2 separate regions of the Homo sapiens genome follow, and region 1 is linked to region 2. Evidence: chromatin loops called from intact Hi-C (ENCODE). Cell type or tissue: heart right ventricle. All regions are shown on one strand. Each heading gives the region's core, and the rest is flanking DNA. Links, peaks and the distances in the headings are about the cores only. Region 1 has its middle 9.6 kb from the start of FAM13C. Region 2 overlaps FAM13C (family with sequence similarity 13 member C).

Region 1 (9,882 bases), core at 1,249-9,248, 100 kb before region 2:
ACCTTTCTTTTCAAGTATATAAGGCAACAATGAGGATAAATGTCTCTCTGAGACAGAGGCGGTGTTAGACACAACAGTTGTGAGTCACACTCAACCAGTGCTGAGACCAGGTCCTGAAAGACAGCCACCATGTGTTTGCTAATGGTCCTTTAAAGCCTGGGGCCCAGCACAGAACCCCTTTTGGGAGCCCATAAGTGACACTGGCAGTCAAAGTCATACTCCTGGAGCATGGTTCTTATCATTCTAGAATCCCACTCAGAAATATTCACCAATGCACAAAATACATCAGACATAGCATTGTGGACCCTAGATGATTGGACTCCAATACAACCTGCTGTTCTGCCCTTCTATTTTTGACACTTTGCAAAGTCTCCTCAAGGGCAGAGATTGCAGTTGGAACAATAATGCATTCTAGATGCCAGGCTCCATATGTGCATTTCTTCTTCCTGTCTTTAAAGGCCTGCGAGTTTGTGTATAGTAAATTTCGAAATTTAAAGACATTAAGAAATTAGATGCTAAGTAATTTCTTCAAGATTCTCATGCAGGTATCATTTCAAAAGTGGTGATTTTTCCACCAAGACAGGATTTTCTCAGAAACATTGACCTTTCCCTCTTTGCCCTGCATTTAGAGCATGCTTAATTAATGTTTGTGGCCTGAATACATTTATATTTTTACTAACCCCAAAGGAATGGATGTCAAAAGCCACGATATATATTCTTTAAGGCATTTTTTTTTCCTTCAGAAGAATGGCTTAATTTACTAAAGAGGAGCTGACTTTACTCAGCATGCTCCCCACAAAGCCCACATTGAACTTGAACTTGCTGACTCTCTGCTCCTGTTATCATGGCTTAGACTGGCTGTTTGCCTAATAAGGCAATGATTTCTGTTTAGAGCTCTTTGAGATTCTGAATAGTCCTCAGCATTTTTTTTTTTTTTATTCCAGAGCGTCCGACAGTGAATTTTTAGCATGAGAGTTATTTCCTTGGCTTTCCTGATAAAGCAAAGAACAGAACAACTGAAAATATAAGACAAAATAGAATGTATATGAGGTTTCTGGTTATTAGAGATTTTACCTAGTTACAGAGTGTGTTTATAACCTGGATACCATTGGCAACTTTTAAAAATAAACAATAAATTAAACTATTTTAGGGAATAACAAGAACAATAAATGTGAGTGGGGGGCTAGATGACACTGAGAACCCAAACCACATACACCCAAAAAACTTAATGCATACATTAACATAACTTTACTATTTAGCTGCTACACTAATATGACTTTACCATTCCACTGCCTTCATCAATCTGATTTTACTATTCCAGAGTACTCTTGCCCAGGAAGATATGTGTAAATAAGCATATTGTTTGTTTCAGGAACTTCCCATAAAACCCTTTTAACTGAACACTGAACTCTCCAACAAATAGCACCAAGCCAGTATTTATACCCCAAGACTTTTCGAATCACTTACCTCAAAATCCTCACCTTGAAAATCTTCATCTTGTTGTGTTCACAGGTCATAAATTATTTTATCTTTATCCTTACTTAATCCTAATCATGTTCCCCTTTCATTGAAAGATCCACCTTGAATCAGACTCCAAAACCACATATATATGCCAAGTTTGCCACCCTCACTTCAAGAGGGTATTAAAACTCTGGCAAGACAGTATCATCCTTTATCAGATCGTAATAAACTCAGCTTTGTCTTATCAGTTGGCTTTGATGATATTTTGGGGCAGCCAGCAGTTGGCAAAAGAATGGCTAAATGCTGATAATTGTTGAAGCTAGGTGTTAGGCATATGGGGATTTATCATATTATTCTCTAGATTTGTGTATGTTGGAAAAGTTTTTTTAAAAAACCTAAAAACTTTGATTTAAAACTTAGCTGGGCTGGAGGCCAAGGAAAGGAGCTGCTGAGTGAGTGATGAGAGCTCAGACAATGTGATAAACAGACTGGAAAATGTAGCCCTGGCATCAGCTTCCTAAGGCCCATGACATGGTCTCCTTCAATTTAAGGAATATGAACATGAAACTCCCAACCCAATTTTTGACAAAATACAGCACAACAAAGTCTCCCTGGCTGCTCATGAATGGTGCAAGGCAGACCCCAGTCTACACCACCATTCTTACGAGCACATGCTGTCAGTCAGTGGACAGTGTTCATTCCAAAGCCCGGACCATGTGAAGTGAATCCTTTTCCACAGTGTTACTTCTTATGATGGTAGGAAGAAGGTGGATAACAAATAGGTAAGACCAGGGGATTCTTACTACATGAAACAACATAGGAGCCAGGCAGTTTGGAGAATCCCAGGGTCTGATTGGAAATCCAGATATCCAGATACCTCCATTGCCTCTTTATTTTATTTTATTACATATTATTTTTATACAATGATTCCATTGAACCCCCATTGCTTTTTAACCTCCACACATAATTTGCCTATCACTTCTTTCCTCATAGTCTTTGATACCTCTCAGTTTAGTTTCTTCTTCTGAGCCTTTTCCCTAATCTCGGTAGGCTCCAAACTCTTCTGCCCCTCCACTTCTACTTACAGACCTTCAGTGATTATAATGGAAGAGAGATGCCATGTTAGTCCCTTCAGCTCCCTCCCATAAAAATAACTTGTGGATATGGAGTCACACGTAGTCAGGCACCCACAGAAACCAATTTATCCATAATGTTGCAGAAATTCAAGTCCCTCAGTGGAAAACTGAAGCAAATAGTACTGAAATAGTCCCATGTTATTTGCAAAAATAGAATACGATTTTTGATTGAATTATTGATGCTTCCTAGAAGTTCATAGGTAGAACTCACAGGCCAACATTCTGTATAATGAGCCAATGAATGTTTAGTAGTACTGTAAGGCCATCAATTGAATGGCCAGTTCTTTACCACTTTCATTGAGTCATTTATTATGTTGATGTAGTCATTATCTAGACAGAGTTTTAACTTCAAAGGTTTTTCCCCATATACATAAGCAGTTTTTCTTAGTCTCCTCTCTTTTCCTTTCTTTTCCTTTCCTTTCCTTTCCTTCCCTTCCTCCACCTCTTCCTTCCTTTTTTTCTTCCTTTTTTCCTTTTCAACATGGGCCATGTGACTTTGTTTTTATATCCCCTCACCCCTGCCACCAATAACAGAATTTTAAAGCTGGCCAAGTCATTAAAGATCCCGTTTAGCTGTCTCATATTTTAGGACACTGAGGTGCAGAGAAGTTTAGCCTCTCACCATGTAAGGTCAAGTGTGTTAATGGTACAGCTGAGGCAGCTTCTAGGCCCAGAACTCTCTGTCTTGAGTATTTCTCCTTATATTATGCTTCTTTCTAGGCTTTTACGATTTCAGCATTTTATTTATTAGATGAAAACTATCTCTAACAGGTTTTGCACATATTAAAATAATTTATATTTCTTTATAGGTTGATTCTGAATATTCTATTTTTGCCTAGGAGACTGACCATTTCTGACCAATTTTGTTGCAGTCATTTATGTCCTACTGCTTCTAGAACCTGATATTTACTATTTGATTGAAAGTCACAACATCACACATGGATTTTTAATGATTTCTTGAGGATTATTAAGACATTAGTTGGTTTCTGTACAAAGTCAAGCCCAGTGACGGCAGGCCCAGCAGTGACCTGAGTTGAATCCTGCACTGAGGACTGATGCCAAATATAGAAATGCAGCAGCCCCTACTGCTTCAGGGCCCAAGGGAATGATGCTTTCTCTATATGTGTGTAAACCACCTACAAGTGAAAAGCAGCTCACAAGGTCCATGAGAGACAGAGCCCACTCATCGTCTCAAGAAGGTGATAAGGGCAAATTTTATTTTACAGTAATATATGCTTAGTCATTAGAAATAGTTGTGGAGTTAGACATTATGCTTCTGGAAATATAAATACATCTTCTGTTTTCAGTATTAGGAAACAGTATTCCGGACCCAACCTTAGCAAAGTATGACTTTGAGTTATTTTTCCAGTATGATTGGTAGCTGGTATATTTCACTAAGTTTTGTTAACCCAAATTTGTGGACTCACTAGGGAAAGATCTGGGGGAAAGTGAGAAAGGCAGAAGACAGAAGGTAGGACAAGCCTATAAGATTTTTTTTTCTATTGCTACTGAGCAAAACAAACTTCAAGATTGCTTCATATTTAGATTTTATCCAGCTTTTATCTAGCTAACTCATACTGGCTCCTTTGGTAATATTCTCTAAGCTATGAGCTTTTAATCTTTTCTTTTTTTCTTCTCCAAGTCATACAAGACGGATGATGGCTGGGTGTGAAAGTTTTCCATCAGTACACCAGAGTTATGAGCAGTTCTCAGTGGAAGAGCTGCAACAACTCCACCCCTTAATATCCACTGAAGAATGCAGTTAGGAATGCATGTGAAGGAGAGTGATGCTCTTGTAGAGAAAAACATGGATCTGCTCTACTTTATTATTTAGCTATAGAATTATTCACCAATGCTAATATTTGACAAATGACTTGTAAGTTGTAATACACCTTTGAGCTAATCATGGCATGCCAGGGTACTGAAATAACACTGTTGAATACTGTTGCTTGAATTAGCCAAATTAAGTAGTCAGACTTAAATTCTTGGGGATACCAGAAATTTGCCTCTTTTCTTAATAACTATTTCTTTTATCCACTCATTCATCTGTACATACTTCCATACATGTACAGTCATGGGCCACATAATGATATTTTGGTCAATGTCAGACCATGTAAATAATGGTGGTTCCATAAGATTATAATGGAGCTGAAAAATTCCTATTGCCTGGTGACAGCATTTTGCAACACATTACTCATGTGTTTGTGGTGATGTTGGTGTAAACAAGCCTACTGTGTTGCTAGTCATATAAAAGTATAGCACATATGGTTATGTACAGTGCATAATACTTGATAATGATAGCAAATAACTATGTTATTGGTTTATGTATTTACTATACTTTGGATCATTATTTTAGAGCGTACTCCTTCTACTTATTAAAAAAAAGGTAACCATAAAAAAAGCTTCAGGCAATTCCTTCATGAGGCATTCCAGATGAAGAAATTGTTATCATAAGAGATGACAGCTCCATGCATGTTCTTGCACCTGAAAAATTTCCAGTAGTAGAAGATGTGGAGGTGGAAGACAGTGATATTGATGATCCAGACACAGCATAGGCCTAGGCTACTGCTTTGTCTGTGCCTTAGCTTTTAACAAAACTGTTTAAAAACAAAAAACTCCATAATTTTAAATAGAAAAAAGCTTATGGAATAACTATATAAAAAGGAAAATGTGTACAGTTGTATAATATATTTGTGTTTTAAGGTAAGTACTATTACAGTAGAGTCAAAAGGTTAAAAAATTTAAAGTTAAAAAGTTACAGTATGCTAAGGTTAGTTTTTTATGAAAGAAAGAAAACTATTTTTAATAAATTTAGTGTAGCCTAAGTGTGCAGTGTTTAGAAAGTCTACAGTAGTGTACAGGAATGTCCTAGGCATTCACATTCACTCACCATTCACTCATGACTAACTCAGAAACTTCTACCTCTGCAAGCTCCATTCATGGTTAGTGCCCTATACAGGTATGCCATTTTTAAAAGTCTTTATTCTGTATTTTGACTGTATTTTTTCTGTGTTTAGATACACAAACACTCATCACTGTGTTCCAGTTGCTTACAGTGTTTGGAACAGTTTCATGCAGCACAGGTTTGTAGCCTAGGAGAAACAGGTTACATCACATAGCCTAGTATGTAGTAGACTACATCATCTAGGTTTGTATGAAAACCCTCTATGATATTAATTCACACAATGACAAAATTGCCTAACAATGTATTTCTCAGACTATATGCCCATTGTTAAGCAATGCATGTTGGTATATATAGGTGACCACAATGTATAGATTAATTGTCCATTGAAATGAAAAGTGTAACTATGACTTTGCTATCATGACCCTTTGCTATCATGACCCTAAGGATAAGGAAACCAACGATAACAATTCCTAGATGCATCATTGTAGACTTCTGTAGCAGATTAAAAATAGTCACAAATTCTTTGACATTCTTCTCATCAGGAAGTTGGGTCTATTATTTTGCCATTGAATATGAGCTGACTTTTATCTGCTTTGGCCAGTGGAGTATGGCAGAAGTAATGTTACACCAGTTCTAGGTCAAGCCTTTAAGTAAAATGGCAGCTTCTGCCTTGGTCTCTTGTGCATCAGCTGCTATTTAAAAAGGTAGATTGCCTTAAAATCACTATGCTGTGAGAAGTTCAAGGCACATGGAGAGGCCCTGAAGGATAAGATTCCATGTGGAGAGACAGGCCCTGCAGGGAGCATTGAGTGATTGGCTCTTTCAGTGAAGAAACCCTTTTGGAAGGTGGTCCTCTGGTTGCACCTGTCCCAGATGTCACCACATGGATCAGAGATGAGGTGTCCAGCTGAACTCTCTGGGAATTCCTGACCCTCACAATCATGAACAAAATAAAATGGCTGTTAATGGTAATAAAATGGTAATTAATGACTTAAGGTCATTAATACAATATATAACAGGAATAATGTTCAGAGGTTGAGCATTTTAAAGAGATGTAGATTATCATATTGTAAGCAGACAAAGGCATTTATGTAAGGAGATTACCAGTGAAAACATAGGCACATTTACTTAGGCCAAAGCTCAAATAGAATGTGTAAAGAAAGAGGATGCTATCAAGATTTAAAAACAGAGTAATTAAATGCAATCATGGAATGAGAAAGAAAAATTTAGAAACTTCTCTTTGAAGGTACAGGAGAAATTTGGGGGATAAATTAAACTTTCTCCTTCTAAGATTAAGGAATATTTGGCTGAATGGGGCCCAGACACCTAGGATGTGTCCTGACTTACACCCACACAGGTGTGAGACTGTCTTTCAACTGCATGACTTGTTAAATTGCTATCTGTGTTAGACTAGAGCTTCAACTATTACCACTTTGCTGGGAGAAAGAGTATGATAAAGAGGATGGAAATGCCACTCCCACCTTGAGGCATTTTGTGCCTTCATGATGTCACATGTAACCCTGCAGCCTCAATTTTACTCTCATCCTAGCAGCACCTCAGATATTGGGTTTAAGCCCCTTTTTCATTGCTTCTTTTCCCACCTACCACCCCTAAAGTAAAATAATTTTAAACTTTCTAAATTTTAATATAGTGAATAATTATGTGATATTTTCTGATTGATATAAGCAAAAAAAATTATGAATTGAATAAAAGTGTATTTATTGGCTGGGCGCAGTGGCTCACGCCTGTATTTCCAGCGCTTTGGGAGGCCGAGGTGGGCAGATCACGAGGTCAGGAGATCGAAACCATCCTGGCTAACACAGTGAAACCCTGTATCTACTAAAAATACAAAAAATTAGCTGGGAGTGGTGGCGGGCACCTGTAGTCCCAGCTACTCGGGTGGCTGAGGCAGGAGAATGGCGTGAACCTGGGAGGTGGAGCTTGCAGTGAGCCGAGATCTGGCCACTGCACTCCAGCCCGGGCGACAGAGCGAGACTCCGTCTAAAAAAAAAAAAAAAAAAAAAAAAAGTGTATTTATTATATACCTGAACTTTTTGAAGGACTATTTTCATATAACATTGATTCTATGAAACTGTAAGGGCTAGCCGACATAATTTTGGCTAAAATGTGTATTCTAAAAGATCTGAAAAGTTGTATTTAATAGTATAAAATGTCAGATCAAACAATATAGAATTTCAAAGGAATATACATAAAGCTGGCACTTAGGCTCAACAAACCAATTGCTTGCCTTCTGGAAAGCACAGGTATGGCTCTGGGGTGTCGGCGGACTCTGATAATCTGGGTCTGCCTTATGACATAACTGCCCAAACCATTCACAATGATCTTGGGCCACATGGAAAAGTATAATGTTAAGAAGACGGAGACACAAATTCTGTTTTACTCTTCACTGAACAGACCACAACCTGGAGTAATATGTTCAGTGTAGGGCTGCCCTTTAAGAGGACATTATCACACTTTACCCGGGGCTACACATGATGCTGAAGGTCTTCTAAGTGATGTCATATGAGATTCTACTGAAGGAATTGGATCTCTTCGGCTGGGATATGAGGGACATTCAAGCCACAGGTGAAAGTAACAAGAGATAGGGGAAGGTTTATGTGGATTTTTTTTTTCAAGATTTGAAGGATCCAATAAAAGAGCTTCCAAAGTGTGAATTTTTGGCCTCTGAAGGTCTCAAGCAACAGTTGGAGATTGTCCTGGAAGTTTAGGTATTAAAAAAATAAGTAGGCCGGGTGTGGTGGCTCACGCCTGTAATCCTAACACTTTGGGAGGCTGAGGCGGGAGGATCACAAGTTCAGGAGATCGAGACTATCCTGGCCAACATGGTGAAACCCCATCTCTACTAAAAATACAAAAATTAGCTGAGCACGTTGGCATGTGCCTGTAATTCCAGATACTCGGTGGGCTGAGGCAGGAGAATCGCTTGAACCAGGGAGTTGGAGGTTGCAATGAGCCGAGATCTTGCCACTGGACTCCAGCCTGGCGACAGAGCAAGACTCTGTCTCAAAAATAAAAATAAAAAATAATAATTAAACTAGATAACTCCCAAGGTTCTAAAGAATCACATCAGTAGCAAGGATGTATTTGATTATCTGAAAATTAATTCAAACCAAGGTGTTGACAACCAACTGTGCTTTTCCCAAGAAAATTTTTTCTTTTAATAGGGTGTTCTAGGTTGGCAATTCCACCAACATGCCCACATTCTGCTTCCACTGCAAACATTGCTGAACAGTCAATCCCAGTACCCTTTCTGGCTGGACTGGGACCACACCTCAGAAATAGACAACATTCTGTGCAGCCAGTATCATCAATCAGGTTGGCACAACAGCAGGAGATCTATCTGTTATCCCTGCAAAGGAAAGGAAGGAATGTCTGATATAGGAGTGCATTACCTGAAGGTAAAGTGTCTTGGAAAAACCTCACTTACAATGAGTCCCTTAATCAGGAGCTAACATTTCCTAGATAATAGAAACAAAAAAAGGGGGTGAATGAAGTATTATCTTGAAAGTGAAACTAAATATTCACTCATTAATTTTATTCTGCAAATATTTATTGCATAGCTACCTTGGTAGACACTATTGTTGACCATGGGGATATACTAGTGAATGAGGCCCAAAAGTCTTTTTACTCAAAGAGCTTAACCAGGGGTGTCCAATCTTTTGGCTTCCCTGGGTCACATTGGAAGAAGAATTGTGTTGGGCCACAAATAAAATACACGAACACTAATGATAGCAAATGAGCTAAAAAAAATCACAAAAAATCTCAATGTTTTAAGAAAGTCTACCAATTTGTGTTGGGCTGGATTCAGAGCAGTCCCGGGCCCCAGGTTGCACAAGCGTGGCTTACATTTTAGTGGAGGGGGGAAAGTATACAACAAATAGACAAATAGCTATTAAATATATGGTAGGGACAGATCCTATGAAGAAGATAAAGCAGAATAGAATGATAGGAGAAACTAACTTAGGGAGTTAGTTTTCCCCAGGGGAGGACGTTTGTGCATATTACAGGTGGTGTTCCCAGGTGCAAACGTCCTAGGGCAGGATCAGGTGCACCTGTTATAATAACAGGAGAGAGGCCAGTGTTTTGGAGATAAGTTCAGTTGTCTCCAGGGCCAGAGCACATAGGGCCTGAGAGGCCATGGTAAATGGTAAAGAAATTATAGAAATATTACTATTTTATATTCTGGGTATAATTCAAATAGTGAACCAATTCTTAAAAATCATAGAGACTAAATTTTACCTATTGGAGGGGTTATACATATTTTTCTCAAAAACATTAATAGCTCAAAGTGATAATCTTCACATCACATTTGATACTCATTACATTATTATAAAAAGGGAAATTACAAAATTAATTAAG
Region 2 (9,882 bases), core at 1,204-9,203:
TGTTAATCTCTTACTGTGCCTAATTTATGAATTAAACTTTATCAAAGCTCTCTCTATATATAGGAAAAAACGTAGTATATATAGGGTTTGATGCGCTCTGTGGTTTCAGGTGTCCACTGGGAGTCTTGGAACTTATCCCCTGCCGATAAGTGGTGACTACTGTATTGACACAATGTTGTAGAGAGTGTCTCCTTTTATTTTTCTTATCACAGTCCTGTGAGGAAGACAGGCCAAACAATGAAAAAGAGAGGTGGGGAAACTGGCTGGAGCCCCACAGAAAGTATAGGCACACCAAACTCCCGGCTCCCAGACCCTTTCCTCTAAAACATACTGCATCGCAGGATGAGTCCTGGCAAGCTGCCCCTTCCTTGGGGATAGAAAGTAATGTGCCCCTAGGGAACAAAGGTTCCACCTTAGTTTAATATTGCCATCAGCTTCTCCCTACTGGGAAGCAGGGTCTGGAAGCAGTGGCCTGGACTCTTCCCAGGACAGCAGCAGCATTGGCTCTGAATCTACACTAGCCTCTTCTGAGCAAAGAGCTCAATAATTCTGTCTACACAAATACACACACATATGCATGTGTCAGCTGATTTAATTAAGCCCCTTCTCAACTCAAATGGGGAGTTTGGACAAAGAACTGAGGGGTTACAAAATTACCAGTTTTTGACTGGTGTTGCTTTTCAATTGGTTGCTTTGGGATCTTTCTGGCTCACAGCTTCCTTCAATAGTGAATTGGAGGCAAGGAGGTTAGGATGTTAATTGGGCCACATGGTAAATTATGCAAATGCCCAAGGGAAAACAGATGCCATATAAATGGAGGTTTACAATTACTGTTGCAATGCAGTTTTTTAAAAAGCCATTTGTAGTGATGTGTGATTCTACAAAGTTATATTTTAGGACTCTATGGGTTCCAGAAACTGAGATCTTTCCCTGGCACTGCTTCACAGTCATGTTACTAGGATCCCAAGTATTTCCATTTTGGCATTATAAAACAGCAACCAGTAAGAGACCTTGTTAGTTTTGACCCTGGGGCCACAAATGAGCTGAAGGGTTGAAGGTCTCAGACCTTTTCCATTTCAGTAAAAATATGGTGGTCCCAGGTGCCTGCTAAAGATTATTTTCTTCCCCATTATTTCCAGAAGATATTTCCAAGAAACTGGTAGCATGAATAAAACACATTTCTTCTTAGAGCCTAGTGGTTTAAGAAAAGGATTTGATGAGGAACCCATACACCTACTGGTGTATTTTGAAGGTGATATTATATGCTATGAGTTATTGGTTAGTAACTCTTATTCCTGTTACTCCTGAGGGCTCTTTCCAAACTGCAGAGTTTTCTGGGTAAATTATTCATGGCAAGGGTGTTGCCTGTGGTGATGTGTGTCAGTCACACCATTACACCTTGTCTTGGGCTGGAGGCACTGCCATTTGCCTCCCTCCAACTCTTTTGTCATCACATCCATTTCTGACTAGCCTCAGCCACCGACAGTGCTGTCAGTGAGCTGCAAAGGCAAAATAGGAGGCGTTATCCATTCTCCAGTCTACAATCCACCAGGGGAGAAGCCAGCTGAAAACACAGGAGGACCTAATCAGGCCTTTGATGTTACGCAAAGCAGATTGCATTTCAAGCTCTAGAGAACAAGGAGCCACTCTAAATCTGATTAAGATTCATCTGGTACCAAATTGTGATAAGTGTTTATTTTGGACAAGCAGAGCATCAGTGTTTTCTGATTCTGCTTATTCATCCAGAAAATCTTTTGTTTTCCCCTTTCGTTGGAGAAGAAGTAGTAAGAGAAAGCCTTGGCTGGTCCTGACTTGTCTGTTGAGCAAACTTGAGAAGGAGACTGGGCTGCTTCTTGAATAACTCTGTACAGAGCCTAGGGTGCAGAGCTCCTTCTTCTGGCCCCCTGACTCAGTTTCCTAATGATCTGATCCCCTGCTGCTGTGCCTCAGTCGCCTGCCCTTACTTCCATAGCAGATGGGTACTTACCTTCTGGAGGACCGTGAGGTGGGGAACTAACTTAAAAGGGGATTGGTTCTAGTGAGAATTCAGGGACAGAGATGGCTAGCCGGGGAGAGGGTTCAGAGAAGGTTTTGTGTATGTTTTTTGTTTTGCCTGAAATAAAATCGTACATAAAGTTTTGGAGAAAAAAATAGAATAATTCCTGATTCTACCATGCTTTGTAGTTGCTATGTAACCTCTTTGATCTTTTAGTGCATCTATTTGTACATATAAACGTATGTGTTTATGTAAAACAGAATGTTTTGTTTTGAAATTTGTGGTTTCCATTTAGCATATTCTGAACATCATTCCTTGTAGATAAGCAGAGTTCTCCATCATTTTTGATGATTGCTGAATAATTTTCTTTCTGGGGACTCCTCTCCCCTCTCTTCCTCTTGTTTTTCTTTTCTCTCTTTTCCTCCTACTCCCTTCTCTCCCTTCCTTCACTGGTTGTTATACCTTTTCTTCCTGATAATCTATAGTCTTTTGCTCCAGCTCCATTTTATTGTTTTCTTTTTATTGCTCTAACATTTTGTAATATACCCTCTGACTTATGCAAATAATGTGAAATGAAAAGAAGATTGTTTTGTAGTTTGGGGTTGTGTTGATTGTATAACTCATACCAAACTTATTTGTTTCCTTTGTTTTGTTAACAGCTTTGTAATATTTTCTGTCCAGGTTCTGTGAGAATAAACATGACAATATTTTGAAAGCTTTTCATATCCCCAGAAGGAAGAAATGACAAAGAGGCAAGCCATTATAATGAATGCTTATGATCTTTATTTAGGAACATGACAGTCTCAAGCCCTCTGTCACTTCTAAGTCTTGATGATTTGTCTCATTTGCCCAGACCCCTCACCAGTCCACAAAGATGGGCAGAATGAGGCCGACAGTGCACCAGAAGACCTCCACTCTGTGGGGACCAGCAGGCTGCTCTATCACATCACTGATGGTGATAACCCACTGCTGTCGCCACGATGCTCCATCTTCAGCCAAAGCCAGAGATTCAACTTAGACCCCGAGTCAGCCCCATCTCCACCCAGCACTCAGCAGTTTATGATGTGAGAAAACTGTTTTGTTATTGTCTTCATTTCATACAGTTTTTCAAATACCACATTTATAAGCTACAATGAAGTGTGACTGAAGTAGCACAAATGTGCCTGCCTAACGCAACTGCGAGACTGGAACAATAAATGACAAAAATTAGTGTACTTGCTAGTTGGGGATGCCATTGCAGGCCTTGATACCTCAAGAGGAAATGGTCATGAGAGACAGGATAGCCCAGCGGCTCACATGTTTGAACATTTTTGGTGAAATGACCAGAATCTTAAGTAAGTATATGTACATGCACATATCAGACATATCATTCTTGATGAACTCAATATTCTTTCCATGTCCAGTGGTAGCATCAATGGATGAGTTCTGGGAACACTTGGGAGCTGTCCATCTACATTTCTTGTTAGATTCTAGAAAAGTGGTAGCTTACAATAGCTACCCTCATCCAAATAATGTGTGTGTGTGTGTGTGTGTGTGTGTGTGTGTAATCGGATGCCTGCCCCCTACACATTCCACTTGGAATTTGCATTTGGGATTGAGGAACTATGTGTTGTTTATGTTTAAGTTCCACAAATAATTTTGATGTATAATTAAGATTAAGAATCCCTTGGCTAAAAATATTCCCAGGGAATCCCTGGTTTCTCCGTCAGAACTCCTGCCATTTTTTCTTGAATATATCTAACCCTGGGTCCATGAACTATCTATCGATGGACCTGAAAGAGTTAGTGAATTATTGGCATTGCATGTAAAGTGTGTGTTATGTGAGGGGGTGTATGCAATTTCTGGAAAAGAGGCCCATCCTTTCATCATATTAAAAAAAAGTCCTGTTATGTCAAGAAAAGTTAACCACTCATCTAAATCTTCCTTGAAAATGTTGGTAGGTATGGCTTGGGCAACCTACTGAGGACAGAACCTCAACAGTACTGTCTCTTTCGAGTCTTAAATTGGCCTCCTCTAAGCTTTACAAAACACATTTCCTGGACTAATATCTTGACATTTTACACTAAAGTCCAAGACAACATCCACCCATAACAGAGTTTTGTGATAGGGAGTCTCCATTAATGAGCAGATGCTACCATGGTGGCCTCATCAAATAATGAACTTCCCTCTGGACTTCTCTGACAATCCAGGAATTTTGGTTTGTAGATCAACAGAACTGTTTACTGGAAGCCCACTGTTTTTGATACTCCTTCCTCCTTGTAATCACTGCAGGCCGCGGAGTTCTTCACGCTGCAGCTGTGGAGATGGCAAGGAGCCACAGACCATCACCCAGCTCACCAAGCACATCCAGAGCCTCAAGCGGAAAATTCGGAAATTTGAAGAAAAATTTGAACAAGAAAAGAAATACCGGGTAAGAACCCTGGGGTTTGACATAGGAGCGGATTGGTCAGAGGTGTCTGGATTCTCCTCAGCCTCTGTCCTTCCTTTCTGGGTGCCCTTCTTTGCCAGGGGACAGCTCTGTTCCCATGGGCCAACCTGGACCTATCATAGAGTCTTCATCTTCTATCTGTCTTGTTCTCACCTGCTGTCAGTTGATCTCTGCTAGGATATTTTCTAGTAATGGATTACAACTATTATTTCCAAACTTATTTGATTATTGATCTCACCTTTTTTTTTCTGAGGAACAAAATTTGGAAAGCTTTGAATTATGGTCTTCTTCTTCTTCTTCTTCTTCTTTTTCTTTTTTCTTTTTTTTTCACTTTTTCTCAATTGCATTTTGATAAGAACTTATTAAAGATCCAAGGGAGGGGTCTCCAATTGTGGAACAGAATGAGGGAGAGATGGTTTCTTTGACATTAAAGTATTTCCTTGTTGGTGAATGAGGACCTCTCAAGTGACATCTGTTCAGGCCACTCATAAGAACCAACCCTAAGCCTTCCTTTCCCCATCAGAGAGACACTAGTTTTCATGCTAGTACTGCACTGCAGCAAACATGAGCCTCCTTTCTTCTTATGTAAGAAACAATAGGGTCATAGGTAAGTGTCTTGATGGTCAGTGTTGCTTTTATTTTCTCCAGTAGTGACCATGGCATACAGAAAAAGCATATCCACAGAGAACTGGACAAAGACATTGGGTCTTCGGCAGAGAGCTCAGAATAGCTTGTTATTAGAATAAAAGAGAACAGGGAATAATCTCTCATACATCTTGAAATATTTAAAGGTTCACTAAACACTTGGTACAGAGGCAATTGGAAAGTTCTTGTGAGTATGAGAGTAAGTACTGGGGAGGGAGGTGAGAATGGATAATATTCCACTCTTCCATTCTTCCTGTCCTGCTTCCCACAGTGGCCTGAAATTCACTGAAGGAGGAGTTTTAAGGAGCAGATTTTAGCTTTGCAAAAATGGGGGAAAAATCAGTTTGGCTTTCAAGGCAACTTTAGTCAGGATGTTGAAGATTGTCTTCCCCAAAGTCAGGCAGTCACAGCTATTTATTGTCTTTTACAGAGCAGAAGGGAGCTCAACACATTATTAGTCCAGGATTTTATTTTACAGATAATGAAACTGACACCTGATGGAAATGACTTGCCTAAGATAGTTGTGTTCTATCAGGTCGCAACTTGGGTCAGTGGATTACAGATGAGTAGGTTCTGCAATAGAATAGAAGTAAAATTTTTAAGTGTCTGCTTTTTAAAAGATCCAGATATCCTGGGAGAAGTTTATTTCACCTGTTTGCTGCTGGCGTGTTACTGGATCTATGATGTCCTCGTATTGGAAAATACAGAGTAACAACCAGGGGCTCCATTCCCAGCACCTGTTAACACTTCTTATCTGGCAGTTCTTGAGTCAGACTATTTTGGATTTGAATCCAGCACGGCTACTTAAGAACTCTGTGATTTTGGACTTGTTATCTTTCTGAGTCTCAGTTTGGTCATGTGTAAAATGGAGTATTAGGTAGCGACTTCTTAAGTTTGTAAGTAGTAAATAAGGAAGTACATACATAATGCTTATTACAGTGTTTGGTACAAAGGAAGTAAATGGTCCTAGATAACACAAACTTTTTAATCTATGAGTTATATATTTAAATAGGCTACTCCATGGCAGTCTCTGCCTTGTCAGAAAATAAAGGAAAATTGTACATGTTAATTCTCCACTGGAGTTTTCTACCCACAGCCACAGATCTTGGATGCTTATTTTGGAAGAGAATTCCTCCTGGAAACATCTTCTGCCTTTGTCTAGAGTTTTCTGAAGCTAGAGCTCACATGCACATGCACACACATGTACACACACACAAACATAGACTTAAATACACATATGGAAGGACAGATCAGGGAGCAGTAGGGGAAGGAAGCTCCTTGGTCACCGCTGCTTCAGTGTCTATAGAAGTCTTTGTTATTATCAGAACCTCACAGGTCTCAGGAAACGCTTTTCCTTCCTGTCAGCATGCCAGGCTGTGCTTAGAGGTTTGACATGTCAGTGGGCTTTAACTGGTTGCTGTGTGTAAGGCTCCCCTTCCTGACAGCCTGACTGTGGAATTCATACCACCCATTGCTAATTTTTGAATCTGGGCTCCTGCTGGGCCTCTGTGCTATTTTGATACCCATGTATCACGTATATCTTTCCATCTCTGTTTACTGTAACCATTTTATATACCTACCCCAAATTCTCTACATCTCTACATCTGATTTTGCATTTGATTATTGGACTCTTGGGCTAAGAAAAGGCTGCGTCAGCCACACGTCTACCTTCAGTGGAATCAGGGAATGTTAGAATTGGAAAGAATCAGTCTTTTGTCTTATCTGACAACTGAAGATGCTGAGGCCCAGAAAGGGGAAGTGAGTTTCCCAGAATCACACAGCAAAGAATAGTTCTAGCCAGAACAGCAACTGAGGTCTTTTTATAACCCTCCCAGTAATTTTTCTAATGTGTCTTTTTGAACCATCTTTGGCAGATCACAAATCTCATACAATGGCACTTAGGAGGTCAATTTTAATTGCATTGAACAAAATCTAAACCTATGTAATTTCCGTGTGTATGACGTTTGGGGTCTTTTGAATCAGAATATTTCACTTAAGAAGTTAAAAGTCTTGAAGATCTACAGCTTGTATATGAGAACTTTCCATGTGATTTGAGAGCTGCCATCCATGTGAGTTTGATTTAACCCTTTTAACAGCTTCTTCAAGGGTAGGGAAATAAATTCATTTCAGAAACTGATTTCAGGCTTTAAATTATTTTGTCAGAAATTTAGCCTTAAATTTCTTCTAAGTTCTATGCACCGTAGTAAAAACTTATTTCTTTTGCAGTCACTGGCTTAAGGCCTTAGGATTTTGTGTGTGTGTGTGTTTGTTTTTACCATATTTCAAAAGATGGAAATAACTGTGTGGAACAGATCCAGTGAAGCATTGTTCAACAAGGTGTGTTCTCAGATCGGAGTGGAGAATTCTCTAAGGATTTTGGGAAACCAAATGTAAAACATTGACTTTCCGTGTAACCAGACTGCTACCCAAACCAAAGTACTAGACGATACAGTGCATCATTCTAGCAAACCATAGATAGGACTAGGCTAAGCTGTTTTAGAGAGCTGGGGATTGATGGCCACGTGTCACTGTCCATGGTCCTGAAACCAGGATTCCCCCCCCCCCCCGCCAAAACCCCTTCCCTATCCCTCTGCCATCCCTCAGGGAAACCAGTCTGCTATTCAAGCTCTTCTAGGAAAGAAACATTGTCAATCTTCTTTTCTATTTTAATTTTAAAATGTATGGTTTTTAAATCACTTTAGAACTGACAGAATCATGCCTTGTGTTTTACAATGAGCATACCTAAACTCATGTACACGTGATGATCCTGTCACACAGTAGTTTTTTCCTTTGAGTTTTAAAAATCTGCCATCTTCCTGTGCCTCCCTCTCACCAACAACCTGCCATTGTTACATGGATTTAGTGGATCCTTAAAGAAAAAAAATGACAGAACCCCTAGATTTGGTCATTAACAATGCACATATTTCAGGCTATTATGTTTATGATCATGTCACCTTGAGCATATTTTATACTTCCTTGTACATCCTTAATTTAAAGTAACCATTAATTTTCTTCAGCCTGCATGTAAGTTCCTATGGTAGCCTTGACTTGTTTAAGATCAGTTTTTACTGATCTGTGGGGGTAGAGGGACAGTATGTTTGACTACCACTAGTGAAGATATTAGAAATCCGTGTATCCCCCTAACAAACTGACTTCTCGGGAATATTGTCAGGTTTTAGAGATTCCGGAGTCTCCTTTCTTTAGCTTAGAGGATATAACTGATAAGAGCTAAATCTTCCAGTTTTTCAGTATTCTCCCACGGGTTATGGTCATAAGCATGTGTGTGAGCCACAAGCAAGGTAGTAACCACTGGTTTGTATCAGTGCAGTCATCTGCAGTGCTACAGAAAATGGCCTGGCAATGGGGTATATATGGGCTGTGGGTGACCTGCAAGGTGATTGACAGTTTGACTGCAGGGGCACTGGCATGGCCAGGACTATGTGAAAAATGTTAGGTGACCAGGCACATTTAGAAATAGTGCCCATAGCAAGGATTAAAGAGTAGAGGAGGTCAAGAATATTTACTGTTTCCTAGAGGTAACTTCATCAGAAGCAACTCCATCAGAAATTTCACACCCGAATTTCTCTCCCAGCTTTATATATTCCTAAACTATCTTTGTGTAGCTCATCTGTTTAAAAATTTTGTTTTTCCTTTTCTCTTTTTCTCCCCCACCCTCTCCCTCCTTCCCTCCCTTCCACCCCCATTTTTTCCTTCCCTTGGTAGCCTTCACATGGTGACAAGACTTCTAATCCTGAAGTCCTGAAATGGATGAATGATTTGGCTAAAGGTCGTAAACAGCTCAAAGGTAAATCCCAGCCAAAGATCTTTTTTCCTCACAAAGGAAGCAGTTAAACTAGTGATAATGTGCTCCAGAGCATTTTAGATTCATTTCCACCTGTGCCCTCTTGCACCTTGTTTTCTGCTTAGACTGTAACTCCCTTTTGAAATAAAGCACCCTGTATCTCTGTCATTGTTTGGCCCCATGTAATAAACCTCCTTACAAAGAAACTGAGGACCTCCAGACTCCCAAGTGGAATGATTCACTTCAATGCCAGGAACATTTCAACATGTGGAGCACTAACCTCCCTAGGTTATTGGATTGTTGGATGTTAGAAACAGAAGAGGCCTGAGAAATCATTTACTCCACACACTTCAGTGCATGGATGAGGACATTTATGCTCATAGAGAGGGGAGGGTTACATAGCTGGAAGGTGGTGGGCCAGGTGTAGAATGTGGTTCTCCTGCCGTGTGGGCTAGTGTCCTTCTTTTTCTGTCTTTCTCTGGAGATGGTGGTGAGAGTATTAACTCTAAAATCCATTTAAAATAGACTATTATAATTTACCAATAAAAAATTATTTTCTTCCTCTCTCCACACTCTAACTTTAATACTTAGAGACATGGGAGTTTTTCCAAATTTCTGCAAGGAAAGTGACTAAAAAGAACTGGAAGGGAATACTAATTCAGTGGTATTAAACTGTAATGATGTGGCAGGTTTATAAAATATGCAATGTTTAAACATCAAGACAAAGTCTAACTAGGAAACAAACATCAAACAAAGAAAATGAGCTATGTAATTGAGAAATCAATATAAATGCCTCATTCAAACAACCAGTACCCTTGCATACTCTAAAATGTAATTCCTTGATAAGTCTCAGGGGGCTTTTTTATTTTTAATTATCTAGGTTTATATAAAGCCACCTTGTAATAATTCCTGGATCTTAAAAGCTATCATAAGACAAAATAGCAAAATCTGTCATGTTGAGGCTGACACTCCCATCTACCCTTTCCCATCCTCTCCTGTATTTCCTTGGGT

Evidence for each region. Peaks named below come from ENCODE experiments on the same cell type or tissue, not always from the same donor. Only the 100,000 strongest peaks of a DNase experiment are listed, where the experiment ranks them.
Region 1: it touches region 2 in a loop (2.7-fold over the local background); 2 of 110 quality-filtered maps call a loop at or near these places.

The regions. Positions count from the first base shown.
Region 1 is chr10:59,367,160-59,377,041 of GRCh38, reverse strand. No RefSeq gene overlaps it. Among named protein-coding and RNA genes, the nearest start is that of FAM13C, 9.6 kb to the right of the region's middle. In heart right ventricle, for the core only: no CTCF peak of the experiment used is centred there; no DNase peak of the experiment used is centred there; H3K27ac peaks cover 1,485 bases.
Region 2 is chr10:59,263,077-59,272,958 of GRCh38, reverse strand. FAM13C (family with sequence similarity 13 member C) reads left to right here. Exons shown (of 14, transcript NM_198215.4): 7 at 2,850-3,060; 8 at 4,268-4,406; 9 at 8,793-8,874. Among named protein-coding and RNA genes, the nearest start is that of PHYHIPL, 91 kb to the right of the region's middle. In heart right ventricle, for the core only: no CTCF peak of the experiment used is centred there; no DNase peak of the experiment used is centred there.